2 separate regions of the Homo sapiens genome follow, and region 2 is linked to region 1. A link is an interaction called in ENCODE POLR2A ChIA-PET data of the cell type or tissue named here. Cell type or tissue: Panc1. All regions are shown on one strand. Links, peaks and the distances in the headings refer to the core of each region. The heading gives the core; the rest is flanking DNA.

Region 1 (15,620 bases), core at 4,041-12,040:
GCTCCGGGCACTATTTCCTTTGCCATCTATACCAGAAGCTGTGGTGAATGGGAAAGCCATTGCTTTCTGAAGTGCCCTTAGGCCTTTCTCAGTGACTCTTAAGTTTTAAGAATCATTTGGGTGAGCATAATGCTGAAATCCTGTAGCTATGAAAGCTGCACTGCCATGGCAATAAAACTCCCCATTGAATAAGTAAAATGGCAATTTCCAGGAATCTGGGTGGTAGTTATTTCAATCAAGTTGAGAAATGGGATCACCGAGAGGGGGATTTCCGCAGAATCTGGGCTGTCAGGGAAATCTTTAGGCTGTCAGGGAAATCTTTATTCCCCATTGTCTTCTCCTTACAAATTCCAGGAGAGGAGTATGAGGTTATATTTGTGTCCTCAGTAAGCCCATAAAGGTCAGCCAGTGTGCTACCTTACATTGTAATTTTCCTTTTCAACATTCTTTTTTTTTTTTTTTTGGTTAAATTTTACTTTAAGTTCTGGGATACATGTGCAGAATGTGCAGGTTTGTTACATAGGTATACATGTGCCATGGTGGTTTTCATTCGTTTATGTACTGAACATAATCTTAGTACCTCACAGACAGTGCACATGTACTAACACCTTTCCTGAAACCTTAAAATATAAGAAATATAGAAATACAGGTAGTTTGTAAGTCTTTGCTCTTGGGGAAGCCAATTTTGGATTTCCTTTGTCTTTTTGTCCTATCATACTCCTTGAAAGGGGTAGTAAAAGCATTTTTCTCTTTTTCCCTCTCTGTAGTTCACCCCAGTGGGGCACATAGTTGCTGGATTCAGCAACGTTCTTTCCCAAATGATTCTTAAGGCATGCGGGTCACTGAGGTTTATTTTTAAATCCATAACCCAGGGTTCAGCAGTTGTCCTTACTGAATTCCCGTGTGGAGGCTTTCAGCTGCCCAGACACCCCCACGTCTTTACTGGGCACATTCCAGCAGTCCTAAAGTCCTGACCCTCAGGAGTGAAATTCTGGTCTGGTGTCTCACTCCTGGAATTCCTTCATGAGGCATGGCTATGGCATGAATCAGGTGTCAGATTGGAAAGCCAAGAGATCAGGTGGCTTGTGATCATAATATAAAAAATTTCTAACTGGTAAAATGGTTTTGGAGACTTAATGCGTATTGAAAGTTTCTTTCTGCTTTATTGTCAGCCTTAGCCGCCTCTTGATGGTCTCTTTAGTTCCTTTCCTGGATTGTCTAGGAGCATGCTGGAGGCAGTCAGAACATAAGGAGTTAAATTGCAGTGAACTTATGGAGAATGATTAAACAGTGATTAAGTGATATTTTAACTTCTGTTTACAGGGGAGAAATGGATGTCATCAGGAAAAGGGTTTGTTTGCAGTTTTGACTGAAGTCATCTTATCTTAGCCAGGGCTGCCTGCCCTTATTCAATTTCATTTTTAGCTGCAAGGTGAACTCCCCCACACACTTATTTTCTGATGTCCATCTTTGTCTTTGCTCATATTCCACCCCTTCCTTTCTTTCCCCAGACCCCGTGTTGCTCTAGGAAAACTTGCTCCACTCAGAACAGAGTTGGGGTGGGACTTAGCTGCCCTTCTGCATCTTCTGTTTCTGGAAGTCTTTGGGATGAACCATACATGGGAGAGTCAGGATACTGGAATGCCATTGAACTAGTGGAAAAAGCACTAGATAGGCAATTGAAGAGGCCTGGGTTTGAATTCCAGCTCTGCTACTTATTAGCTATGTGATCTTGGACAAATTACTTAATCTCTGTAAGTCTTAGTTTCCTGTTCTGTAAAATGGAGGTGATAATTTCTACCTGAAAGAATAGGAATTAGAGAGGATTAGAGTTATATATGTAAAGAGCATTGCCTGACACACACACAGTAGGCATTCAATTATGTGTGATCAAAGAGGTCAGAGTTGATGGTAGAATTTAGACTGTCTCGGTTAGCCTTTTGCCTGTTTTTCCCAGTGCTAATTGTATAGTTTATATATTATAGTTTAAAGTTATGCTGCCAGGCGCGGTGGCTCATGTCTGTAATCCCAGCCCTTTGGGAGGCCGAGGCAGGTGGATCACTTGAGGTCAGGAGTTCGAGACCAGCCTGGCCAACATGGTGAAACCCCGTCTCTACTAAAAATACAAAAATTAGCCAGGTGTGGTGGCACACACTTGTAATCCCAGCTACTCACGAGGCTGAGGCAGGAGAATCACTTGAACCTGGGAGGTGGAGGTTACAGTGAGCTGAGATCACACCACTGCACTTCTGCTTGGGTGACAGAGCAAGACTCTGTTTCAAAAATGAAATTTTAAAAAAATGAAGTTATGCTCTCCTTTGCTTTTATTACAGTCTAGTAAGGAGCTTGGAGGGCTTTTAGACCCCCATAATCTCCATCACCCTCCTCAAAGCTGCTCTAAATAAACAAATTTAAGTAAAAAGTATTTGTTATATAAATGCAGGATGAAGACTTATTATGATGGCTTTTCCTCTTTCAACCAGATTGCAAGATACAAGCCTATTTTTAATAAAATTTCTGGTTCCCTACTCTGGTACTAATGCAAAGATTTATTTTTCTTAGGGATGAGTTGTGGCCAATTGATATAAAAGGAGATATAGGCCAGGCATGGTGGCTCGTATCTGTAATCCCAGCACTTTGGGAGGCTGAGGCAGGTGGATCACTTGGGGTCAGGAGTTCAAGGCCAGCCTGGCCAACATGGTGAAACCCCATCTCTACTAAAAATACAAAAATTAGCAGGGCGTGGTGGCTCATGCCTGTAATTCCAGCTACCGGGGAGGCTGAGACAGGAGAATCGCTTGAATCTGGGAGGCAGAGGTTTCAGTGAGCCGAGATTGCGCCACTAGACTCCAGCCTGGGCAACAGAGCGATACTCCACCTCACACGCACACACACAAAGAAGATGTACTTTCTTCTTTTGATACTTTTTTACATATTTGACGCATTTGTGATAGAGAAATGGATTATGATTATTCTATCCTTCTTCCTTTTACTAAGGTAGAATGAGCCAAGGTCAGTGGGGCCTGACGGATCTCAGGGCCTTTGCTGTTCCTCTCATCCCTGGCTATGGTTGGCTAAGTCTCTTTTTCTTAGGTCTCAGGGTGTTCAGCTGTTTTGGGAACTTGTTGAAAATTGTTGCTTTGCAGTACAAAAGACACTCTGTTACTTTTTAATCAATATCTTTTTTTTTGAGACAGGGTCTGGCTCTGTTGCCCAGGCTCGACTACAGTAGCCCATCTCTGTTCACTGCAGCCTCTGCCTCCCGGGTTCAAGTGATTCTTGTGCCACAGCCTCCTGAGCAGCTGGGACTACAGGCGCGTGCTACCATGCCCAGCTAATATTTTTGTATTTTTAGTAGAGATGGGATTTTGCCACGTTGTCCAGGCTGGCTTCGAACTCCTGGCCTCAAGCGGTACACCCGCCTTGGCCTTCCAAAGTGCTGGGATTATAGGCGTGAGCCACTGCGCTGGGCCAGTAATCAGTATCTTTTTAGCATATTACTTATTTTGGGGGGATCCTCCAAATCAGGGGTCTCCAGTGTGCTAAATATTTGATAGAGCATAGGGAAATTTGAGTATTTTAGTTTCCGAGTATTAGTAAAGAGTGGCTCACATTGCCTTTTACTTTATACGTTCATGCATTGGAAGACTTAATATTGTTAAGATGGCAGCACTCCCCAAACTGATCTATAGATTCAATGCAATCCCTGTCAGAATCCCAGTGGGGTTTTTTCTTCTTCTTTCTTCTCCTCCTCCTCCTCTTCCTCTTATTCTTCGTCTTCCTCTTCCTCCTCCTCCTCTTCTTCCAGAAATTGGCAAGCTGCTCCTGAAATTCATGTGAAAATGCAAGGGACCCAGAATAGTCAAAACAATCTTGAAAAAGAACAAAATTGGAGGACTCACACTTCCAGATTTGAAAACTTACTACAAAGCTACAGTAATTAAGACAGGATGGTACTGGCATAGGGATAGACATATAGATCAATGGAATAGAATTGAGAGTCTAAAAATAAACCCTTACATTTATGGTAAATTGATTTGTGATAAAGGTGCCAAGACAATTCAATGTAGAAAGAATTGTCTTTTCAACAAATTATACTGGGACAACTGGATATCCATATACAAAAGAATGAAATTGGCCAGGCGTTGTGGCTCACGCCCATAATCCCAGCACTTTAGCAGGCAGAGGTAGGTGGATCACGAGATCAGGAGTTCGAGACCAGCCTGGCCAACATTGTGAAACCCCATTTCTACTAAAAATACAAAAATTAGCTGGATGTGGTGGCGGGCACCTGTAATCCCAGCTACTCGGGAGGCTGAGGCAGGAGAATCGCTTGAACCCGGGAGGCAGAGGTTGCAGTGAGCTGAGATGACGCCATTGCACTCCAGCCTGGGCAACAGAGCAAGACTCCACCTTAAAAAAAAAAAAAAAAAGAATTTAAACCCTGACCTCACACAACATATAAAACTTAACTCAAAGTGGAACATAGACCTACATATAAGAGCTAAAATTACAAAACTATTAGAAGAAAACTTAGGGGTAAATCTTTGTGACCTTGGATTAGGTAGTGGTTTCTTGTAGCTAACACTGAAAGTATACACAAAAAAGAAAAAAATAGAGAAATTATACTTGATCAAAATGTAAAACCTTTGTGCTTCAAAGGACACTACCTAGAAAATGAAGACACCTCACAGAATGGGAGAAAATATTTGCAAATCATATATCTAATAAGGGACTTATATCCAAAATATATAAAGAATTCTTTGAACTCAACAGTAAAAAGAAAACCCAATAAAAAAATGGGCAAAGGATTTATATAGCCATTTCTTCAAAGAAGATATACAAATGGCTAATAAGCACATGAAAAGATGCTTAGATGCTTAACATCATTAGTTATTATGGAAATGCTAATCAAGATCACAATGAGATACCACTTCATACCCACTAGAATGGCTTTAATAAAAAAGAGAGTGAGGATGTGGAGAAATTGGAACACCCCCAACATTGCTGGTGGGAATATAAAATGGTGCACCTGCTTTAGAAAACAGTTTGGTGGTTCTTCAAAAAGTAGAGTTGCCACATGACCCAGCAATTCCAAAGTATATATCCAAAAGAAATATTATATTCATAGAATATAGAAAACATATATTCATAGAAAACTCGTACATAAATGTTCATAGCAGCATTATTCATAGTAGCCCCAAAGCAGAAACAGCTGAAACATCTATCAACTGATGAATGGATAAACACACTGTGGCATATCCATACAACAGAATATTATTTGTCAGTGAAAAGGAATGAAGTACTGATTGATGCTAACATGGATCAACCTTGAGAACATTAGACTAAGTGAAAGAAGCCAGACACAAAAGGCTTGTATGATTCCATTTATACCATTTATACATAATAGGCAAATCCATAGAGACCATAAGTAGATTAGTGGTTGCTAGGGGTTGAGGAGGGGCGAATGGGAAGTGACTGCTAATTGATATAGGGTTTCTTCAGGGGGTGATGGAATGTTCTAAAGTTAGATAATGGTGATGGTTGAACAACTCTGTGAACATACTGATACTTAAATATCCATTGAATTGTTTACCTAAAAAGGGTGAATTTATGTTAACCAAATCTCAGTGAAGCTGTTATAAAAATATTAGGCTGATTTGTAGGTATGAATAGTATTTGTCTGTTTGTATTGGGCCCCTTATTGCTGCCACTGAGAATCTTGAAGTTGTCTTGAATATTTTGCTTCAGAACTGTCACTGTCTTGAGCAGGCAAGTTACTGTTGCCCCAAATCTTCAAGGTGAGAAACAGGTTTGCAATCATTTTTTTGCAGGAGAATACATGATGGCACTTTATATCAGGAAGCGAACTTTTAAGGTGAGCACTCTGAAGTTGAAGCATTTCCAAGTTTTAAGTGGGACTGTGCCCTACCTTAGTTCTTACTTCATCCTTTAAACTGTGTGTCACACTGGAGTAGGCAGTTTCCCAGCCCCATACCCAGCTCCACCAAGATCCTCACTTCTTTCATCATTTGCCCATTTTTCCCCAGGCTATGTTTGATCTTGCTCTGAGGCCTTCTTTCTTGGGAGGTATAGCGAGAGTAGCTGCAGAAACCTCTGGGTGGCACCCTGCCCCCACAGGATTACCAAAGAATGACATGTGTGGAAGAGGCTCAGGCCTGTGTTGGCAGGAAGAAGTGACTCATTTTTCATCAAAGGAATTTCAAAGAACATATAATGACAGGATGATGTCACAGGAGCAGGTGGAGACAGGAACCTTGATTGAGCTGCTGGAAGATATTAAATGGTGTGGCTGCCTGGGCAGTCAGAATGATTGACCAGCATAAATCACAGGAAACATCACCTGTTTTTTAGTTCCTATTTCATGAGCCCTGGTGTGGGCAGTGCTGTTCATGTGCCCTCAGAGCATATGGTTGAGTCTATGCATGTCTTGGGTATACTGTGTTTGTATCTGGGTGAGATGGCTCACAACATCCTGTGCTAGTCATGGACTTCTTTTTCATGCAGGGCGGCGTGTGTGGGTTCCTGCACTGTGTGCCTCAGTTCTATAGCTAGCAGGGTCTGTGTCTTGGAAATGAGCCTCACATGGTCATACTGGCTGGTTTGAAGGCATGACATTTCCTCTGACATATTTAGAGAGGGGAACTTGCCTTGACATCAGAAGGTCAGATCTCAGAATTTTTTACCTTATTGCCAAAAGTACCCTAGTTCCATCTAGTATTTTGGCAAGAGCTAGATCTTTGCTCAAAGCCCAGTTAAGTCTTGTGGTGGTGGTGTTTTTCTTCTTTGAGTAGAGGGCCCTCCAATGGTGTTGTATGGTTGAAGCTGATAAGGTGAGGCGGAGTGTGGTGGCGGGATGGAGAGTTTCAGTCAGGATAAGTCTTAGTATCTTTTCATATCGCAAAGCAGTAAAGTTGGTTAGGTTATTCAGGCTGTTATTTATATTAAGATTGTGAAAGAGTGCTCCTGGTCATCATCATGCACCTACCAGAGTCTGTGTGATTATGAGGTTGGAGGCTAAATTAGCCATTTACACAAAGATAAAAGAGAGGCTAGCATTGATAATATTCTGCCTCAGGTTTCAGGCCTCTCAAGGAAGGTCTTAGGAGAGATGGCTTAGCAATATCAATTGCTGCCTTTGTGCTTATAACTCGTTCATCTGAAGATGGCCTGGAAAAAGGGACTTTTAGGCTGCATAGGACACCACCAAAAAAGTAGAAGATACTACCTCTCTTTAAGATGTATCAGGGCTGGTGCTGGGCGTGGTGGCACACGCCTGTAATCCCAGCACTTTGGGAGGCCGAGGCAGGTGGATCACGAGGTCAGGAGATCGAGACCATCCTGGCTAACACGGTGAAACCCCATCTCTACTAAAAATACAAAAAAATTAGCTGGGCGTGGTGGCGGGTGCCTGTAGTCCCAGCTACACGGGAGGCTGAGGCAGGAGAATGGCATGTACCTGGGAGGTGGAGCTTGCAGTGAGCCGACATGGCACCACTGCACTCCAGCCTGGGCGACAGAGCGAGACTCCGTCTCAAAAAAAAAAAAAACAAAAAAGGAAAAAGAAAAGAAAAAGATATATCAGAAGAGCTGGGCATGGTAGCTCACACCTGTAGTTCTAGCTACTCGGGAGGCTAAGGCAGGAGGATTGCTTGAGCCCAGGAGTTCAAGGCTATAGAATAGTGCCATGATTGTGCCTGTGTAGTCACTGTACTCCAGCCTGGACAGCATAGAGGCCCAGTTTCTTTAAAAAAAAAAATTTTTTTTTTAAATAAACCCAAGATATATCAGAAGCAAGAAGGAAAAGTTAAAAAACAACAACTATAATTTGAAAGGGAGGAAGGAAAGCTTTATTTATTTCTTGACACAGTCTTTAATTGTTACGTTCTTCTGGCTGATCATGAGTTTTGTTTTTAGACAATATTACTAGGTACACTGTAGGATGTAAACAGATCTTTGGAGTAGGATAAGAAGGAAATGAGTCAGATAACTTACTTCTTAGAGAAGGGTGCTGGACTTTCCGGGGGCTTAGTTAGCAATATTCCTCCTCCCTGCTAGCAGCCATCTCCCTGTATCTCTTCATGAAATAACAAATCATTAGAAGAGATTTTTAACCTGAAGTGCTGAAGGACCCAGGGAAGAAAGTTCCCTAGGGTGTATTTGATTTGGGAGCCCCCTGAGGGTAATCTGTGGTGATGCTGTTTCAGAAGTCACCACCTGACTCGTTGTCAGATGAGTCTGAGCCCAAGACTCGTACCTGCCACATAATATATACAGGTCCTCTCTCCCTTTGGTTATGAGCTAAAGGCCTTTAATCATGAGGTAGAGGAGTGGATAAGGGAGAAATATCTGAAACCCAATTAACCAGATTCCAGAATGTTAAGGGAATCCATGTGGGGGCTGGGATTCTGAACATCTCTCTCTCTCTCTCTCTCTCTCTCTCTCTCTCTCTCTCTCTCTGTGTGTGTGTGTGTGTGTGTGTGTGTGTGTGTTTTGGTGGGGGGTGAAATGACTTTTTTTTTTTTTTAATTTGAGACAGAGTCTCACTCTGTCACCAGGCTGGAGTGCCGTGGCATGCTCGGCTCACTGCAACCACCAACTCCCTGGTTCAAATGATTCTCCTGCCTCAGCCTCCCGAGTAGCTGGGATTACAGGCACGCGCCACCACGCCCGGCCTAGAAATGACTTTTTTAGGGGCTCACCTATAGGATAAAATCCAAACTCATCTTGTCATTTAAGATCTTTCATAATCCAGTCCAACTTTCTATAACATTAAATCAAAATTATACATGTTCTTACTTTAAAAGGTTAAAATATTACTATAAGGCATATGACAAAAATAATCTGTATTTTCCACTATTTTTTTTTAAGAGACAGGGTCTCACTCTTCCACCCAGGCTGGAGTGCAGTGGTGTGATCATGGCTCACTGCACCCTTGAACTCCTGGGCTCAAGGGATCTTCCCACCTCAGCTTCCTGAGTAGCTTAGACTATAGGTGTGTACCACTGCGCCTGGCTAATTTTTTTTTCTTTTTGTAGAGTTGGGGGTCTTGTTTTGTTCTCCAGGCTAGTCTCAAACTCCTGGCCTCAAATGATGCTCCTACCTTGGCCTCCCAGAGTGCTGGGATTGCAGGTGTGGGCCCCCACACCTGGGCCACATTTCTGTTTCTTTTTTTTCTGCACACACAAACAGCCAGAATATATTTCTTTCTCTTTTACTAGTGATTCTTGATTTTTTTTTTTTTTTGGTTTTGAACATTATCTGTTGATATTCTACTACAGAAAATTAGGGTTTAGTTTTTTTATTCTTACCCCCTTAACGTACACACTTTCTCTTCCCCCTTCTTCCCAAAGTCACACGTTATTGCCGTTATATTCAGTGTTCAGATTATTGTGATTATATAAATATTGCTTAAAGGTGAGCTATGTAATATACTATGATTACATTTCCTTTTTGGACCAACTTTTAATTTTTCCTGGAATTAATAATTGCCATATTTTGTCACTTGTTTACTGATCTATGTACATACCTTCAGACTCTCTCATGGGACTCTAAGACTTCTCTCTCAGTATGTTGAAACATATCAAATAATCTTTTAGTTCAATAGTCTATTTGGAGACATCCCCCAGGAGCTTTCTCTTATTCACTCTGGATGGGTTGCTCTTAAAGCCTTTAGTAAAGCTGTCATCCTGGCACTTCCCTTCACTATCATACGGGGAAATTCCCTCACCTGTCTTCCCTGTTGGATTTCATGTTTCCCAGAGCTGATGTCGTATTTCATGATGTACTCCATTTTTTCATTGTGGTATATCCTAGCTTCCTGAGAAAGGATACAAGGGAGGTAAATGTTTTTGAGACTTTGCTTATCTGAAAATGTCTTATTCTACTTTTCATTTGATTAAGAGTTTGAGTATAGAGTTCTAGGTTGCAAATCACTTTCTAGCAGATTTTTTAAAAAATTATTTAAAATTTTTTTGTAGAAATGAGATCTCGCTATGTTGCCCAAGCTGGCCTCAAACTCCTGGCTTCAAGCAATTGTCTGGCTAATACTGCCTTTTAAGTCTCTCTAAGGATATTAATTAGAGGCTGTCTTTCTCTCTCTCTCTCTCTGTCTCTCTCTCTCTCTGTCTCTCTCTCTCTCTCTCTCCTCTCTCCTTCCTTCCTTCCTTCTTTCCCCTTTCCCTTCCCTTCCCTTCCCTTCCCTCCCCTCCTCTCCCCTCCTCTCCCCTCCCCTCCCCTCCCCTTCCCTTCCCTTTCTTTTCTTTTTTCCTCTGCATCCAGCATTGTCTCTGTTTCTTCTGAGCTCCTTCTATTTATTTTGGTCTCTGTCTTTCATGTTAGAAGTTCTCTTAAAATGTCTGATGTTTCTTGGTGATCTTCACATTTAAGACTTGGGCCCTGGCCAGGCACAGTGGCTCACACCTATAATCCCAGCACTTTGGGAGGCCGAGGCAGGTGGATTGCTTGAGCCCAGGAGTTCAAGACTAGCCTGGGCAACCCCATCTGTACAAAAAATTACAAAAATGAGCTGGATGTGGTGGCGCATGGAGGCTGAGGTGGGCAGATTGCTTGAGCCCCGGAGGTTGAAGCTGTAGTAAGCTGAGACTGCGCCACTACACTCCAGCTTGGGCAACAGAGTGAGACCCTGTCTCCAAAAATAAAAAAAGAAAGAGCTGGGCCCTAAAATGCTGATTGGTGGGACTCGTTAACTGGTATACTCCTAATGAATAACCAGGTAGAGGAGGTTGGTTTCCCCAGGAAAGACTGGCCAGTCTCCCATCTGGGGGCCAATTCTGGTAGCTAGAGCTCTGGGCCAAGTGGAGCAATTGGCCAGTCTGGAAGGGCCTCATCGTTCATTGTCAAAGTTTATTGATTGATTGATTGATTGATTGAGACGGAGTCTCACCCTGTCACTCAGGCTGGAGTGCAACCTCTGCCTCCCAGGTTCAAGCAATTCTCCTGCCACAGCCTCCCAAGTAGCTGGGATTACAGGTGTTTGCCACCATGCCTGGCTAATTTTGTATTTTTAGTAGAGGCGGGGTTTCACCATGTTGGCCAGGCTGGTCTCGAACTCCTGAGCTCAGGTGATCCACCTGTTTCTGCCTCCCAAAGTACTAGGATTACAGGTGCGTGCCACCACACCCAGCTAATTTTGTATTTTTAGTAGAGGCGGGGTTTCACCATGTTGGCCAGGCTGGTCTCGAACTCTTGAGCTCAGGTGATCCACCTGCTTCGGCCTCCCAAAGTGTTAGGATTATAGGCGTGAGCCATCATGCCCGGCCCATTGTCAGATTTCATTTAATATCCCTGTTTTCACTGAGACACCTGGCTCCTGACCTCACACGGGCCTGAAGACTTCCAACCAATCTTGTTTTCAGCCTTACTCTGCAGCATGCCTTCTCCTACCAAGTCTTCAGAGGTTCCTGGTGCTTCCAATTTCTGAGCCTTTCTGGGATTCTGCAGTACAATTTACCTTGTTTCTTATTGTTGCCCATTTCCTGCAGGCACTTAGCAGAGAGAAAGAAAGCTGACATTTAAGTTTTCGACCATTTGTTTATCCACACTCCAGTGTATCAAACTTTTGTTGCTATTTCTTATTCTTATTTTCTGTGGGTTTGTGCCATTTTAATTCTCTTACTGTCACTTTTCTGAGGTTTCTGAAAGGGAGCTAAATGTGCTTATTAAATTTGTGATGGATACCCCAAAGTTGGCAGAAGTTAATCTTCCCAATTTACTTACCTCTCTCTGAGCCTCCTCAACCCCAACCCAAATACACAAACCCTGTGGTTCATTCTAGTGTCACTTGTACTTTCTGTTTTTCATTCTCTTCCTCATGCTATCTCTCCTCCTGGAGTGTTTACTCTTCTTATTTCAGACTGTTGAAATCCTATACATTCTTCTAGTCCCAGGTTATATTTCTTATCTATGGAAGCCTTTTTTTTGACTTCCCCAACAGGAAATGACCATTTCATTGACTGAATTTCTGAAGTTCCATTCACTGAGTTCTTATAGTCTTGCCCTCCTGACACAGCCTGTACTGCTTTATGTTAAGACTATCTGTATACATATTTCTCCAGTTAGATTGTAAGCTCTTAAAGGATAGTAGCATAAGACTGGCTTTGTAATTTTTTTTGTTATTGATAACAATCAACATAGTACCTAGGCAACTAAATATTTCACAGAACCACAGAATTTTAGAGCTGGAAAAGAATTTAGAGATCTAGAATGTGAACTCATTTTATGAATGAGTAAACAGATCCAGTGTAGTTAAACGATCCTGAAGTCATTTAATAAGCCAAGAACAGAACTGGACCTATAATCGTCTCTAGTTCTGTAATGTCTAAATGCATTGATAAAATCTGATATGTGCTTATTTAGATATTCTGGTTTATCAAAGGTTAACCAGAGAGTGCTTTTTGTTTCATTCTTGTTGAAAATTTTTGTCAATATCTTTTTGGTTTTAGTAATTAGGTATGCCATAGGTAATTTCTTTTCTTTTCTCCCTCCTTCGCTGCCTCTCTCTCTTCTTTCTTTCTTTTTTCCTCCCCTCCCCGCCCCTCTCCTCTCTCTTCCTTTCTCTTTTCTTGTCTTTTCTTTCTTTCTTTCTCTTCTTTTGTGTGTGTGTGTGTGTGTGTGTTTGTTTTTGTTTTTTTTTTTTTTTTTTGATGGAATCTTGCTTTGTCACCCAGGTTGAAGTGTAGTGGCGTGAGTAGCTGGGACTACAGATGTGCATCCCCACACCCAGCTAACTTATTGTATTTTTTCATAACAACAGGGTTTTGCCATGTTGCCCAGGGTGGTCTCGAACTCCTGGGCTCAAGAAATCTGCCCTCTCGGCCTCCCAAAGTACTGCGATTACAGACGTGAGCCACCGCCTTGTGCTGTCTCTCTTTTTCTCTTTCTCTCTCTTTTTGATAAAAATCAGGATCTTGAGTATTCTGGATTTTGTCAAAAACTGAGCTGGAGGTGGTGCGGTGGCCTGTAATTCCAGCACTTTGGGAGGCCGAGGCAGGTGGATCACTTGAGGCCAGGAGTTTGAGACTGGGTTGGCCAACATGGCGAAACCCCGTCTCTACTAAAAATACAAAAATTAGCCGGGCGTGGTGGTGTGCCTGTAATCCCAGCTACTTGGGAGGCTGAGGCACGAGAATCGCTTGAACCTGGGAGGTGGAGTTTGCAGTGAGCTGAGATCGCACCACTGCACTCCAGCCTGAGTGACAGAGTGAGACTGTGTCTCAAAAACAAACAAACAAAAAAACCCCAAAACAACAACAACAAAAACTAAGCTGGATAATAGTTTTCTTCCCAGGCATATATGAGCATCAGAGACCCAAGGATTATAGGTAGGGAAAAAATGTAGGCAACTGTATTGAAGGTGCTCTGATTTTTAAGAAAATTTTAAAAATTCACTGGATATGATGTATTTGGGGTGATTCTTTCTTTCTTTTTTTTTTTTTTTTTTTAACCTAGCAGTAAAGTACAGGCCCAGTTGGGTCCTACTTAAAGTTTTCCTGTTTGACAATTTATCAGGAATTATTATTGCTTAAGATAGCTTTGAAGTAAATTGTCTGTGTCAAAGACCTTCCTCCACTTCTCTCACTTACCTAGCTCTTGGCAGCTGTTTCCAAAATGTTTGCACTAACTCCATAGATTCATGTCTGAAGGATTAGATACTCCAGGAACATCTATTGGGAGAAAGTTTAACTACAACTGTTGTCCATTTTTCAATTAATGTGCCAGTCACTAATCAAAAAAACAGATGCTGTCGTTTTCCTCATCCACTACTTGGGACACCTAAGGATGGATGGACAGATACTTAAGAGGCTGCCTCCTTCTTCTGAGATTGGGCTTTTCATCAGGGCTGTGCCACAGGGTGTGATGCTGTGTGATAGCAGATGGCTCTGCTTCATGCCCATTACTTTTTGTTTTATCCAAAGTAGAAGCTGTGGTCCCCAGATTTTAGAGAGTAAGGGCTTAATCATACTCATTGGCTTTTCTGCCTTTGCCTGTTTCTGCATTGCCACCTGGCTGCCATTAGAGGGAATTCATTACAACTCTGAGTCCCTGCAGGGAGCTGAGAGGAGCTATCCTTGTGTTTAGGATGGGACATGTGTTCTTAAAACTGGGCCAGGCACGGTGGCTCCCAGCACTTTGGGAGGCCGAAGCAGGTGGATCACTTGAGGCCAGGAGTTCGAGACCAGCCTGGCCAACATGGTGAAACTCCGTTTCTATTAAACATACAAAAATTAGCTGGGTGTGGTGGTGTATGCCTGTAATCCCAGCTACTCAGGAGACTGAGGCACAAGAATTGCTTGAACCTGGGAAGTGGAGATTGCAGTGAGCCGATATCTCACCACTGCACTCCAGCCTGGGCGACACAGCAAGACTCTGTCTCAAAAAAAGAAAAAAACAAAAAACTTAAAAATGGTTACCCAGATTTCCTTTTATGACTTGTTCAGTCAGAGGCAGCTGGGAGGATGCACGCTGGGGAAAGCATTACTCACCAGGCACACATAGTGGCCCTGACTGCTGGCAAGTAGTCTGGGCTGTGTTAAGAGTGAGTCACCTCGGGGAATGGAAAAATTGCAAGGTACTGAGGGGTAGGAGTTGTGTGCCAGTGACTGCTCCTTTTCTGTCTGCTATTTTCTCTATAAGGACTCATCACAAAACCATAAATACTGACGATCCTGTTGAGGCAGCCGTGAAGCCAACCAACTTTATGGTGATAATGTTTCCCATAAAAGGAATGAGCTGACTGGACATAGCATTGTTGCCTTCTATGTTACAGGTGTATATAGATTTTGACACAAGCTTGAACTTGTATAATGAAAGTTCCATGTGTGAGAATTTCATCAGAATAAAAGCAACACAGTTTTCTTTGTTGTTTAAAAACTTAGTCTTCTGTGTCTATCTATCTTTGTCCAGTAGGGGTCACTGAGGGTTAGGCTCTCAATAAGAGAAACACTAATCTAGTGATAAATGAGCTGGATTCCTTGTCTATTGTGACATCTTTGTATATTCAGTACTATGTTTTTTAAAATATTAGAGCAGAAACAAAAGGCGTGAACTTGTATTAAGAACTTTATGGGCGAAGCGCAGTGGCTCATGCCTGTAACCCGAGGCGGGTGGATATCACCTGAGGTCAGGAGTTCGAGACCAGCCTGGCCAACATGGTGAAACCCCGTCTCTACCAAAAATACAAAAAAATTAGACGGGCATGGTGGCGCATGCCTGTAATCCCAGCTACTTGGGAGGCTGAGGCAGGAGAATTGCTTAAACCCGGGAGGCAGAGGTTGCAGTGAACCGAGATTGTGCCATTGCACTACAGTCTGGGCAACAAGAGTGAAATTCCATCTCAAAAATTAAAAAAAAAAAGAATATTTCTGGACAAAAATAACAATCCTGGGCAAGATTCTGGAACAGTCCCCATAGACAGGGCTTCTTTTCTTCGTATCATTTTTTTCTCCATTTCTTTAAGATGTTGGCTACCAGAGTTTCCTGGAAAAAGCTTACTAGATAGATATTATTTCATTGGGGAAAAGGGTCAAAATGCCAGAGAGAGAGATTACTTAAAATGGTAATATGGCTGTTGAGGTTGA
Region 2 (14,790 bases), core at 6,791-14,790, 270 kb after region 1:
ATTACAATTAATTTTATTATTAAGTATGGTGGGTTTCATTCCCTTATGGCTCAGCACTTGAACTGAATCCAAAAGAATGGCTTGTAATCAAGATGAGCCCTTCCTGGACTTTCCCAGACTCTGCTACAGAATCTATATGTAGGTGTCTTCCAGAGAATTCGTAGAATTGATATCTTTCCTGCCTTTTCTTGTAGGAACTCTATTCCCAGCTGAAAGCCAAGGAAGAGACTTATAATCAACTACTTGACAAGGGCAGACTCATGCTTCTAAGCCGTGACGACTCTGGGTCTGGCTCCAAGACAGAACAGAGTGTAGCACTTTTGGAGCAGAAGTGGCATGTGGTCAGCAGTAAGATGGAAGAAAGAAAGGTACAGTGTATGATCCCCATGTTTGAGTAATTTGCTGAGTGATTGCATGTATAATAATTGCCATCTTATTTATATGAAGATTTTTTGAAGACCAGGGTATTGTAACAGAAGTTGCAGAACTGATTCCATCTGTGTTGAGTTGCATTGATGGTATAAGTTTCTGTTGTTATTTGCTTTTATAATTATTCATTCCTTACCTGTTAAGACATTACTGCCATTATCGCTTCGTGATGGGCTTTATGTCCTATATTAATCACCAATTTGTGTTCTACTTAAAAACAAGGTTTTGCTGGAGTTGGTATCTTGGGGTTGAGAGATTGGGGACAGGGCATATAGGGACTGACGAATAATTCTCCACAAGGAATTTGGTTCCTAACGTAAATGTAGTGTGCAAGGAAATTTACTAGAAATCAGGAGAGAAGTAAATTATATGACCTCTTCCCACTCATCCTCAAAAATCAAATTCTCTTCTCTACAAAATAATGAAAGATGACTAGGGATCAAGGTGTTTGCCCAAAAAGATTATTTTTTATGAGTACAGAGTTTCACTGTATTTTTTGCTGCTCAGATCAAGTATGAAATATATACATACACAAACCTGTTGACCACATTCACTCAATGAATAGTTATTGAGCAAGTGTGTGCCAAGTCCTGTGCCTGATTTATGGTGGAAACACTAAAGACGACCCTATCTTTGGGAAATTAATGAACAGAAGGGCATAAAACACATGAACATCTTGAGAGAAGCATTAATTTCCTAAAAACCTTCTAGCATGGGATTGGGTAATTTGATTATATTAAGAATGGCTAAAGGACCTAAGTGTATGCTAATTCTTGGACAGAGTCAGACCTGGTGGCTCACGCCTGTAATTCCAGCACTTGGGAGGCTGATGCAGGAGGATTGCTTAACACCAGGAGTTTGAGACCAGCCTGGGCAATATAGCAAGACCCCATCTCTACAAAAATACCTAAAAATTAGCCAGGTGTAGTGGCACACGCCTGTAGTCCTAGCTACTTGGGAGGCTGAAGTAGGAGGCTCACTTGAGCCTGGAGGGTTGAGGCTGCAGTGAGCAGTGATGGTGCCCCTGCATTCTAGCCTGGGTGACATCAATAACCTATCTCCAAAAAAAAGAGAAAACAATCCTTGGACAGGCTGTCATCCATAGATCCTGCAGAAGGCAAAGCTAAGATTAAATAAACTGAGACAGATTCCAGCTCATAACCAAGAAATTTTCAGAGAGTTTTCTTAATAGTTGAGCAAAATACCTTAAGACATAGTTGCCCATTATCAGAAATGGTCAGGCAAAAGCTGAGTGTCAAGGATAGTTTATTATTTTGCAGAAACATTACCTTCAGGATCAGTAAAATCATTTATTAAATGTGTGTGGTGCTGTAGTAAGAAAATATAAAGAATATGTAGATATAAAGAATATAAAGATATAAATTAGATATAAAAGTATATCTTTTATATCTATAAAGTAGATATAAAAAATATATAAAGAATATGTGGATAGAATGATGTGGAAAGAATTCCTATCATCTAGGAACTTGTAATATATTAATTTCTAAACATTTCTATATATATTTGAAGTGGATTTCATTTTTCCACCTGATTTGTTTAGATTGGGTTTGTACATTTTTATAACATTTATTGTAATTTTTTTTTTTTTGGTGGGGGGTGGTTACAAAAATAACCTGAAAGCGCAAAGAGGAAAATAGAAATTACAACCCAGTCAGGTAGAATTAACAACAGTTAACGTTTTTGGTGTACATCTTGGAGTTTTTTCTGTGAATATTTTGGAAATACTCATTTTTGTCAGCCTGTCATTTTTACTTTGCCTGCCTAGTAGGGGGGCCAGAGGCAGAAGTCATTACCAAAAGGTTAGTGTAGGTCTCTGAGGATGGAGCTTATGAACTCTGTGGGATTGAAGCGTACTTGTGAGGAGTAGCCTTTTCCCTGAATGAGCTCTTGTTGTTGCCATTCTTAGGTAAATGAAAGTGTCTGAAAATCTACATCTAGTGTTGTCAGATTTTTGCCTAGAATGTCTTGGCTTCTTTCGTTACCTCTTCTTCTTATAGCATAAGCATAATTTTTAGACTCATATTTTCATATGCCATATTTTCTGAAAACATGTATTTAAACAAAGAGTACTACATTGAACATCATCTTCATAGTAAATTGCTTTTCATTTAGCTGTTTTTATACCACAAAAAGTACATTAAAGGAAACTGAAACATTACCCAAAGCAGGTTGTAGATCCTGCAGCTGTCACCACTAAAGGGTCTGTTCACTTACAGTTATTGAATAGTCTTATTCCCGTTCAAGGAAGTGGAGAGTAGCAGAGAAAGGAACTTAGCTGCTTATTGTGCTCTATTTCCTTTTCCATGTACACAGTTCTTGCCCATTTGTTTCAGACACTAACATTAAAATGTCCCCTTCTTTACAAATAAAGCATGTTTGGACGTTGATTAAATGAGGCTTCCTTTTTAGAGGTCATTTCATTTGTTGTACAATTCATGCCTTTGTCGCTGAGCCTATAATTCCTGAAATTGGCGCTTTTTCTTTCTGTGTGTGTGTGTTTTACTTGAAATTCAGTCAAAGCTGGAAGAGGCCCTCAACTTGGCAACAGAATTCCAGAATTCCCTACAAGAATTTATCAACTGGCTCACTCTAGCAGAGCAGAGTTTAAACATCGCTTCTCCACCAAGCCTGATTCTAAATACTGTCCTTTCCCAGATAGAAGAGCACAAGGTAAGTATGATATTATGATGCTGCATTCTTTTTGAAAGCACTAATTGAAAGAAATGCCCCTTTATCTTATCTTAAGCTAAAAAAGAGCACTATTGTTCCCTCAGGTTTTTGCTAATGAAGTAAATGCTCATCGAGACCAGATCATTGAGCTGGATCAAACTGGGAATCAATTAAAGTTCCTTAGCCAAAAGCAGGATGTTGTTCTGATCAAGAATTTGTTGGTGAGCGTGCAGTCTCGATGGGAGAAGGTTGTCCAGCGATCTATTGAAAGAGGGCGATCACTAGATGATGCCAGGAAGCGGGCAAAACAAGTAAGTTGGGGAAGAAAGATACTAATTCACTGAAGAGTCTTGGGCTGCATGTATTGAGTCTCTGGGATGATTCTCAAACGTGCTGTATAGTGTGTATATTCATTCCTGTTAACTTATTTCTTATGTAATTTTAGTTCCATGAAGCTTGGAAAAAACTGATTGACTGGCTAGAAGATGCAGAGAGTCACCTGGACTCAGAACTAGAGATATCCAATGACCCAGACAAAATTAAACTTCAGCTTTCTAAGCATAAGGTAAAGCAGTTAATTGCTCTTAGGTCCCAAGCCATAGTATTCGCTAAAGCTTGTATCTTGCCAAAAATAAAAATCAGAGCTAGTAAAAAGAAAACCAATTGGTTAATGTTTAAAAGTCAAAATGATGAAGCCAGGGTTCCATTTTATATCTAGATGGTCTAATCATGATATTTGCTCATTTAAATAACAGTTTAAGGAAAGTAGTTATGGGAGTAACTAGTTAAAACTGTAGGCTTTCACAAATTGTCAGGCACTTCTATATATGGTATAAACAAAAAATTATAAATTTCTTAAGGATAAGCTATGGTTAATTTTAGTTCAAAAAAAGTGGTGATATTCATACTTTATTTGGTTTCTAGCCTGAAAACTCAAATTCTTTTGTTCCAAATCAAGATGTCGTCTGACTTTTAACACTTTTTTCTTTTCTTTCTGGAAACATAGGAGTTTCAGAAGACTCTTGGTGGCAAGCAGCCTGTGTATGATACCACAATTAGAACTGGCAGAGCACTGAAAGAAAAGACTTTGCTTCCCGAAGATAGTCAGAAACTTGACAATTTCCTAGGAGAAGTCAGAGACAAATGGGATACTGTTTGTGGCAAGTCTGTGGAGCGGTGAGCATGAATGTCCCCTTCAGGGGTCTAACCGGGATCCCAAAAGCAAGAGGTTCTTACCAGATTCTATAAAATGGTGATAAAGCTAATGCATCAGTAAGAGGTTTTGTACCATCTTAACACCACCAGTTAGTTCAAAGACTGTTATAATTTAAATAAAATGTGTAAAAATTCTCATTTTAAACTTGAACCTTATTGTATTAGAGAGAGGCCTATAAAATCAAACCAACAATAATAGATCAGTAACTCAAAAGTATTTGTAAATCATCAATTTGTAATACCAACAACTGTCTTATTGACTGCTCTTGGACACTCCAAAGCCTCTACATGCATTACCTCATTTAACCATAATGATACCTGACCTTTGCTGGGCAATTACTACTGAATATGTACCAAACAGTAGCTGATAATCATTTAATCCTCATAACCACTGAGGTGGGTACCATTTTTATTCCATTGTACAGATGAGAAAATGACCATAAAGAGGTTCTTAACTCCCCTAAGGTCACTCAGCTACCCTGTTGGCAGAGCTGAGGTTTAAACCATGGCAGTTTGGTTCTAAAAGTTGTACTTTTATCTATTTGTACCCACTATGCCATGCTAAATATTACAATATTGCTACCCTATTTGTACTTTTTTTTGTTTGTTTGTTTGAGACAGAGTCTCACTCTGTCACCCAGGCTGGAGTGCAGTGGCGCGATCTCGGCTCACTGCAAGCTCCGCCTCCCAGGTTCACGCCATTCTCCTGCCTCAGCCTCCCGAGTAGCTGGGACTACAGGCACCCGCCACCACGCCTGGCTAGTTTTTTGTATTTTTAGTAGAGAAGGGATTTCACTGTGTTAGCCAGGATGGTCTCAATTTTCTGACCTCGTGATCCACCCGCCTCAGCCTCCCAAAGTGCTGGGATTACAGGCGTGAGCCACCGCGCCTGGCATTTTTTTTTTTTTTTGTCATGTTGAGACAGGGTCTAGCTCTCTGGCCCAGGCTGGAGTGCAGAACTTACTGCAGCCTCCAACTCCTGGGCTCAAGGGATCCTCCCACCTCAGCCTCTTGAGTAGCTCAGACTATAGGCATGTGCCACCATACCTGGTTAATGTTTTTTGTTTTTGTTTTTGAGATGGAATCTCCCTCTGTCATCCAGGCTGGAGTGCAGTGGCACTGTCTCGGGTCACTGCAACCTCCATCTCCCCGGTTCAAGCAATTCTTCTTCCTCAGCCTCCCAAGTAGCTGGGACTACAGGTGCACACCACCATGCCCAGCTAATTTTTTTTAATATTTTTATTAGAGACGGGGTTTCACCATATTGGCCAGGCTGGTCTGGAACTCCTGACCTCATGATCCACCTGCCTCGGCGTCCCAAAGTGCTGGGATTACAGGTGTCAGCCACCACGCCCAGCCATTGTTTTTTATTTGAGTAGAGACAAGGTCTTGCTATTGTCCAGGCTGTTCTGTAACTCCTGACCTCAAGTGATCCTCCCACCTTGGCCTCCCAGAGTGCTGGGATTGCAAGTGTGAGCCAACACACTTGGCCTGTACTCCAATTTTTTTTTTTTATGAGGTGACTGAGGTTCAAGGAGATGAAGAAACAGCCTAGGGTCACACAACTGATACAGAGCTAGGAGTTGAACTGATTCCAGATCACTACCAAAACTATCATCTTTTACTTAGAGTGGTATATGAGGTGATTAACACAGACCTTGGGTTGTTAGGGTGTGCCTGTGTGTCACTGGGCTATAAGATGCCTAAAGGGTATCTCTACCTGTCCCCTGTGCTACCCTTAATCCATTCTAGAGGGTGGTTTGATTTAAAATGTCTCACCATCTCTCAGTCACTTTTTACTCTATTTCTTTTTTTTTTTTTTTTTTTGAGATGGAATCTCGCTCTGTCTCCCAGGCTGGAGTGCAGTGGTGCAATCTCGGCTCACTGCAAGCTCTGCCTCCCGGGTTCGCGCCATTCTCCTGCCTCAGCTTCCCGAGTAGCTGGAACTACAGGCACCCACCACCATGCCCGGCTAATTTTTTGTATTTTTAGTAGAGACAGGGTTTCACCGTGTTAGCCAGGATGGTCTCGATCTCCTGACCTCGTGATCTGCCCACCTCGGCCTCCCAAAGTGCTGGGATTACAGGTGTGAGCCACCGCGCCCGGCCTTTACTGTATTTCTAACTGTTCTAACATAGAAGTCACTCTCTATATAGGGTTCAAGCAATATTCCCTTTCAGCGAGGCAGAATTGTGGGCCATTTGTAAAAGGAATCCCTAAAAATGGTAGCGTTTGTGTGCATTTCTCAGGCAGCACAAGTTGGAGGAAGCCCTGCTCTTTTCGGGTCAGTTCATGGATGCTTTGCAGGCATTGGTTGACTGGTTATACAAGGTGGAGCCACAGCTGGCTGAGGACCAGCCCGTGCACGGGGACCTTGACCTCGTCATGAACCTCATGGATGCACACAAGGTAGGGGTGAGGTCTGGGCTACATTGGAGTGCAGTGGGTCTTCTGTATATGACTGCCTAGGGTCTTCTACATATGACTGCCTCTGCCCTTCTTTCTAGGGGAGAAAGAGAGCCTGACAGTTGCTTTGTGTGTTTAAACAAACTGTTGCTGAGATTCTGCATTAGTCACAACGAATTTACCAAAATTGGTTTGATTCAGATTTGGCAATGTGTAAACTTCACTTCAAGGTTGCGCCTCTTCCTGTTTGTTTCTCTCAGTTGAGTCACAAAATGGATCTAAATTCCAACGGAAACCCATAAGATAGCCATTTCCACTGACTCCTAAAATGGAAATGAGTGATTTTTTTTTTAAACCACTTCTGAACCTAACAATCCTAACACCAGGCACGCCAATATTTAACATAATCTCTATCTGTCATGTTGAATTATGTAATATCCTCCTGTTTCAGCACAAGCATTTAACTTTACCTTGAAATTACAACAGATTCTTATTATGTGCACAGCAGATGTTTTTATTTCCCATAATTCTGGAAACGTTAGTATAATGGTTACCATTTTACAGATGAAGAAACTGGGCCTTAAGCAACTTTTCAAAATTATGTATCTCCTAAATGCCTGAGCTAGCATTTACAGCCACATTTTCTGGTTGTTTTTTTCTTTCTTTTTTCTTTTTTTCCCCTTGAGATTGGGTCTCGCCATGTTGCCCAGACTGGTCTTGAACTCCTGGGCTCAAGCAGTCCTCTCATCTCGGCTTCCCAAAATGCTGGGATTACAGGCATGAGCCACTGCGCCCGGCCTGGTTGTTTTTTCTTATGCATTGCTCTGCCTCCCTCTATGCATAAAAGACACATGATTAGAACCTACCAAGAAAATTATTATTTCCCAGTGGTTTCTTGGACTCAAAACATTCCTTGAACAAACAAATTCTCCTATTTTCTTTTCTAGGTTTTCCAGAAGGAACTGGGAAAGCGAACAGGAACCGTTCAGGTCCTGAAGCGGTCAGGCCGAGAGCTGATTGAGAATAGTCGAGATGACACCACTTGGGTAAAAGGACAGCTCCAGGAACTGAGCACTCGCTGGGACACTGTCTGTAAACTCTCTGTTTCCAAACAAAGCCGGCTTGAGCAGGCCTTAAAACAAGTAAGGGATATTTGCTGTCCCAACCCAAGGGATAGATCTGAGTGGGTTTATTTGGTTTTTCTTTTACTAGAATCTGTTCCAGTCAGTCTTGAAATAAGTATAACAGAGTTGAAAATTGATATTCTGAATGTTCTATAAAATTTTAATATTCATTTTGAGAAATAATGAATTCAGTTGATTTTCAAAGATCTACAAATGAAAGATAACCTTTGTGGAGTTTTGATGAGGCCATGAAATGTCTGAATGAACACTGGACCCTTTCCCTAGCATGTCCCAGTATCTAGGTCCTTGGCTGCAGAGAGAGGTTGAATCTTTTGTGCTTGGTTATTTCAGGCGGAAGTGTTTCGAGACACAGTCCACATGCTGTTGGAGTGGCTTTCTGAAGCAGAGCAAACGCTTCGCTTTCGGGGAGCACTTCCTGATGACACAGAGGCCCTGCAGTCTCTCATTGACACCCATAAGGTAATCCAGCCTTGGGGTTTGGTGACCTCATGCTACCTACCACCTTGAGGGCTGCCTACCACTAAATGAAAGCAACTTTTTCTTGGAAATATCAGAGCTCACATGAAAAGGAACAAAACCAGAGTGGCCCTAGCTCATTGGTTTAGCAGGAATGAAAGGGAAGCGACTGATGGGTTTTTTGACACCTTAAACAGTAACATTCATTCTTATAAAAGTAATATATGTTGGTTGTAACAAGTTTTTTAAACATGGTATTAAGAAAAATGTTGACTATTTCATCTTCTTTACTCCTCACCTGCATACGCCTTTGTTTGCCTTATGTTACCAGCTTTAGGCCCTGATCTGATCCCCCAGCACCACTTACTAAGCTGTAGAGTATGGTGCAGTGTCTGGGGTCTCAGTCTGTCCTAATGAGGTGGGAAATGTTTCCCTTTTTAAATTTTTATGTTATCCACTCAGAGATTTTAATCATGGATTTGTTATTATATTCTGTTATGGGTATTTTTTAAAATCATGGTTTTTACAACTATAATTATATTTTTCCAATACAAATATGTTTACCAACATGAAATGAAATAGGATATAAATGAGAGTAAATGAAAAATGGGACTAAAAAAGAGAGAAACTAACTCGAATGGGAAAAGGGGGGCATACCTCTGTGTGTCCTATTCTTTGTTGTCATCTCCACCAGAGAAAGTCATTCTTGTGTAAACCCCTCACCTTCCCACATCTTTTAGAATGAAAATGCCATAAATAACTATACAGGCTTTTAGAGGTCTGCGTTAACACATGGAGGAAAAAGAAAACATTGAAATTTATCCCCCCTCAGTGTAAACTAACAGTGCTGCTAATGTAGACTTTTTACGTTTTTGTTTTCAAATCTTTTTTGTTTAGGAATTCATGAAGAAAGTAGAAGAAAAGCGAGTGGACGTTAACTCAGCAGTAGCCATGGGAGAAGTCATCCTGGCTGTCTGCCACCCCGATTGCATCACAACCATCAAACACTGGATCACCATCATCCGAGCTCGCTTCGAGGAGGTGAGTCCCTGGTTCAGAGGAGGACTGCACACGCCCAGTAAACTATCACTATAGTATAGTATAGTATTTTTCCCCCAGGTAAGGAATCTTTCACTCACTGTGAATAACTCAGCAAAAATTAAGTTAACATTTTAGTAAAGACTGTTTTCTTGGTAATGTGTGGCAACCTGGAGGAGTAGTGTTGGCATAGTGCTATGTTAATGTGACTTCCAGTGGACATGTTGTGTAGTGTCTGCTCCTTCCTGGGAAATCCTGTGTTAACAGGATGTACAGCTGACCCTTGAACAATGTGTATTTCAACTGCACAGGTCCACTTATATGCGGTTATTGTTCAGTAAATACAGTCAGCCCTCCATGTTGGTGGGGTCCACATTCACAGCCAAACATGGATAGAAAATACAGTATTCACGGGAAGCGAAGCCCATGTGTGCAGAGGGCAGACTTTTGCAGGTTGCACAAAACCAATTATAGGCCTTGAGTATGCATGGATTTTAGTATCCACAGGTGGTACTGGGACCAGTCCCCCATGGATACCAAGGAACAACTATACTAGATTTTCTTTCAGGAGGGCTGATATTTTATTCCAGCTCTTATCCCAGTTGTCACTGGGGTAATAGTGAAGCCTCTTGACTGTTTGGGTGGTCTCTCCTCTAAAAAGTCATTGTGTTGGCCGGGAGCAGTGGATCACGCCTATAATCCTAGAACTTTGGGAGGCTTGAGGCGGTCAGATTACCTGACTCAGGAGTTCAAGACAAGCCTGGGCAACATGGTGAAACCCATCTCTACTAAAATACAAAAAATTAGCTGGGTATGGTGGCACAAGTCTGTAATCCCAGTTACTTGGGAGGCTGAGGCAGGAGAGTCACTTGAACCCGGGAGGCAGAGGTTGCAGTGAGCCAAGATTGTGCCACTACACTCCAGTGTGGGTGACAGAGCGAGAGTCTGTCTCCAAAAAAATAAAATAAAAAGCCATTATGAAAATCAGATGAAAAAGGGCTTTGGAAACAAAGGGGGTATGCTTGACTGAAAGAGGCCATGGTTTCCTTCTTTTTCCACAGGTCCTGACATGGGCTAAGCAGCACCAGCAGCGTCTTGAAACGGCCTTGTCAGAACTGGTGGCTAATGCTGAGCTCCTGGAAGAACTTCTGGCATGGATCCAGTGGGCTGAGACCACCCTCATTCAGCGGGATCAGGAGCCAATCCCGCAGAACATTGACCGAGTTAAAGCCCTTATCGCTGAGCATCAGGTATCTTAACCTCACTGTGTGATCACTGGTGTTTTCCGTGTTGGGCATGGAGACCATCTCTGTTGCCCTGTGTATATGTTTTTAAATGGCTGCTTAACACATTACCACAGACTTAGCACTGTAAAACAACACATACTTACTTACCTCATAGTTTCTGTGCTTCATATACCTGGGCATGAGTTGACTAAGTCCTCTTCCTGGAGTCTCCCCAGGCAGAAATCAAGGTGTCAGCCAGTACTGCAGTCTCATCTGGAGTTCAGGGTCCTCTTTTAGGCTCACTCAGGATGTTGGCAGAATCCAGATCCTGGTGGATGTAAGACTGAGGTCTCTACTTTCTTGCTGGCTCTCAGCTAGGAGTTGCTCTTGCCTTCTAGAGGCCCCCTCAGGTCTTAGCCACACAGCCAGCCGGAGAAACTGTCCAAAGTGCTCTATGGAGTCTTGAAATGTAATGAAGAATGAAATGTAATTAAGGGAGTGAATATTCCATCATTTGCCCACACTCAAGGGAGGGGGATTACATAGAGTGTGCATACAGGAGTGGGAATCCTGGGGGCCTTTTTAGAAGTCTGCCTGCCACAGCCTGTTTTTATTGACCATCATTTGAGCCAGGGTCCCACTGGTCCCCATTATACCTGGTTCAGAAAGCTCTCTCGCATGAACCCAGTGGTCAGTGAAGGTGCACATTAGACTAAACTGAATGGAGGAAAGCTCAGGTGGGCCATCTTCATAATATATCCTTAAGAGGCAAATACTATTTTTAACCATAATCATTTATACTGAATTCAAGCGTGAATGTTGATTAGTTATACTGTAGACTATATGGTCTTTTTAGTTTATATAAACAATTACCCCAGCAAGTGAGAACTCACTATACAGATAGTCCCTGACTTACAGTCTCTCAACTTTATCATGGTTCAAAGGTTATACATATTCAGTAGAAACTATACAATTAGAGGCCAGGCGTGGTGGCTCACCCCTGTAATCCCAGCACTTTGGGAGGCCAAGGGGGGCAGATCACTTGAGGTGAAGAGTTTGAGACCAGCCTAGCCAACATGGTGAAACCCTATCTCTACTAAAAATATAAAAATTAGTCGGGTGTGGTTGTGGTTGCCTGTAATCCCAGCTACTCAGGCGGCTGAGGCAAGAGAATCACTTGAACCAGGGAGGCAGAGGTTGCAGTGAGCTGTGATCGCACCATTGCACTCCAGCCTGGGCGACAGAGCAAGACTCCATTTCAAAAAAAAAGCACTTTGAGTGCCCATCCAACCATTCTTTCACTTTGATTACATGAGATAGTCAACACTTTATTATAAAATAGGCTTTGAGTTAGATGATTTTGCCTAACTGTAGGCTAACGTGTTTTGAGCATGTTTAAGGTAGGCCAGGCTAAGCTACGATGTTCCATAGTTTAGGTGTGTTATATTTTCAGCTTAACGATGGGTTTGCCAGGATGTAACTTCATCGTAAGTCGAGGAGCACCTGTCCTTCCTGTGGGATGTACCTCCTCTCTGAGAGATTATCTTCTTCCTATTCAGTTCTTCTCCTTTCTGTTTTCCTCTCTCTCCTCTATGTCTTCAGTCTCTCCCTGTTTATTCTTTTCTCTAAAGCTTCCAGACATGTCCTTCCAACCCAGAGTTCCCCTCCTTTTTCAGCTACGCTTCTTGTTCCCTGTCTCATCTCCTTTTTTCCCATCACTCCCCAAGTCCCTGTGGTCTGGCTGACACTGTTCTGGTCACATTCTACTGGCTAAATCCAACAGAGTTTTTTCAGTCTTTATTTTGTTTGACATGTAACCTAGCTGGCTCTTCATCCCTTCCCAAAACTTCCCTTTTGACTTCTGTGTCCTTTAATCTTTGTGTTTTCCTCTGATCTCTCTGACCGTTCCTTTTTAGCCTTTTTAGCTGGTTCCTCTTCCCTGCCTATTCATCAGTGTTGTTCCCTGACGTCTCATTCTTGATGCTCTCCTCACTCTGCTAAGATTTATCTGGTCTAACAGCTTTAGCTATTACCTATAAAGCTTCTGCATCTTTTTCATCTTCAGCACTATCATCTCCTAAAGTCCAGACATACAGTAAACTAGAAGCAGTTCTAAAATTTCCACTTTATCTTTGCCCCCTTGCCTGACGTCATTTGTCCATTCCAGATCTGCCCCCCCTTTCCTCATTCAGAGGCCTGTGATGTCTGGAGTTCCTCCTTTTCCTCACATCTAGCCACTCACCAGGGCTTGTCAGTCCCACTTTCAAAATACCTCTTGGTTCCATCTTTCCTGCCCTGGCTCTGGCCCTCACCATGTTTTGCCTCAGTTGCTGCAATGGTTTCTTAACCTGTCTTCTCACTGCTAGCCACTCCCCATCCCACACTTACCCCCACCCCCACATCACTCCATGTTTTACACTGAAGCCAGAGTGATAGCTGTAAAGCATGGGTCTGATCATGTCTCTTACCTGGATCGAAATCCTTCAGCTGCCCCCTGTTGCTCTCAGAATAAATGGCCAACCCTTAGCCTGACACAGAAGCCTTTCGTGATCTGTCTCCTGCCTGCCTCTCCAACCCTGCCTCTTGCCATTCCTCTGATTGCATCCTCTGCCCAGCCAGTGAGTGGAGGGGTCCTGGTCACAGCACTGTCAGGCATCCCTGTCTCTGTTTGGGTTGCACCCTCTTCCAGGACTGCCTTCCCACCATTTGTTGACTGTTTCTTCATTGCTCAGTGTGTCAGTCCGTTTGCATTGCTATAAAGGAATTCCTGAGACTGGGTAATTTATAAAGAAAATAGGTTTATTTTGGCTTACGGTTCTGCAGGCTGTACGGGAAGCATGGTGCCAATATCTGCTTCTGGTGAGGGCTTCAGGAAGCTTAGAATCATGGTGGAAGGCAAAGGGGAGCCAGCGTGTTACATGGCAAGAGAGGGAGAGAGAGAAAGAGGAGGAGATAGCAGGCTCCTTTTAAACAGCCAGTTCTCATGTGAACTAACAGCAAGAACTCACTCATTACCATGGGGAGGGCACCAAGGCCATTCATGAGGAATTTGCCCCCATAACTCAATCACATCCCGTTAGACCCCACCTCCAGCATTGGAAATCACATTTCAACATGAGATTTGGAGGGGACAAATATCCAAACTACATCCCTCAGTAACTCAACTCAGGCACCAGCCTCCACACAGCCTTTCCTGCCACCACAGGCCGTAAAGTACCCATCCTAGCTCTTCCTTTGCCCCCATAAGAGTAAAAATACAATATTTAACTCTTTTTCCTATTTTTTGTGTTTAACAGACATTTATGGAGGAGATGACTCGCAAACAGCCTGACGTGGACCGGGTCACCAAGACATACAAAAGGAAAAACATAGAGCCTACTCACGCGCCTTTCATAGAGAAATCCCGCAGCGGAGGCAGTATGTTTCCAGCCCCCTGTGTTAGGATGCTTCATTCCTGCTAATTGAGGATGAGCACTTTCCAAATGCCTATCAAAAAAAATTATATTCCATTTTCAAAAACCGTGTTGGTTTTGAACCAAAATCTCTCATTTTTGAAACTCACTTTTCTTACATTGACAGACAGTAGCTGTACTCCATATTCTTTGGTATGATTGGTATGAAATTACGAGGTGGTTAAGCTTATTTTTTAACAGTGGCCTTTCCATTGTTTTGGTTATCAGCCCTAGCTGTTTACATTTGGCTTGTACTAATTTAATCAACACAACAGCTTCTACAGAATATGTTGCTTTTTTAGTTGAGTTAACGTGTCATCAGCTCACTAAGGTAGGACAGAATTGCTTGGAGATATGTAGGCAGCAGGTAAGTATGTGCTGGGAGGATCAGTACTTTTGGAATTAGTACACCTCCGTATCTAAATATTGCCAAGTCCCGTATTTCTTTTCTCAGTTATTGACTGGATATTATTATAAAGATCTTCTAGGTTTATACATACAGCTATTTCTCTTTGTATACTAACCAGCTGTTCTAATCTTGTGATTATTTTTCCTTTTAGGGAAATCCCTAAGTCAGCCAACCCCTCCTCCCATGCCAATCCTTTCACAGTCTGAAGCAAAAAACCCACGGATCAACCAGCTTTCTGCCCGCTGGCAGCAGGTGTGGCTGTTAGCACTGGAGCGGCAAAGGAAACTGAATGATGCCTTGGATCGGCTGGAGGAGGTAATGCC

The links. ChIA-PET counts read pairs that join two places held together with the same protein. Peaks named below come from ENCODE experiments on the same cell type or tissue, not always from the same donor. Only the 100,000 strongest peaks of a DNase experiment are listed, where the experiment ranks them.
Region 2: POLR2A ChIA-PET joins it to region 1 with 12 read pairs; 3 of 35 experiments call an interaction of 5 or more read pairs at or near these places.

Annotation. Positions count from the first base shown.
Region 1 is chr1:39,177,735-39,193,354 of GRCh38, forward strand. It overlaps a transcript of MACF1 not described here. Among named protein-coding and RNA genes, the nearest start is that of MACF1, 19 kb to the right of the region's middle. RefSeq lists enhancers at 5,407-6,606, 5,847-6,361, 6,116-6,385, 6,362-6,875, 13,774-14,316. In Panc1, for the core only: a CTCF peak has its summit at 6,126 (motif pointing right); DNase peaks (open chromatin) are centred at 6,167 and 8,167; H3K4me3 peaks cover 491 bases; H3K27ac peaks cover 7,633 bases.
Region 2 is chr1:39,444,468-39,459,257 of GRCh38, forward strand. It overlaps MACF1 (microtubule actin crosslinking factor 1), which reads left to right. Exons shown (of 101, transcript NM_001394062.1): 80 at 195-368; 81 at 2,965-3,120; 82 at 3,225-3,431; 83 at 3,566-3,685; 84 at 4,127-4,296; 85 at 6,585-6,744; 86 at 7,689-7,883; 87 at 8,217-8,345; 88 at 9,240-9,383; 89 at 10,442-10,630; 90 at 13,903-14,023; 91 at 14,619-14,782. Among named protein-coding and RNA genes, the nearest start is that of BMP8A, 40 kb to the right of the region's middle. In Panc1, for the core only: no CTCF peak of the experiment used is centred there; a DNase peak (open chromatin) is centred at 6,976.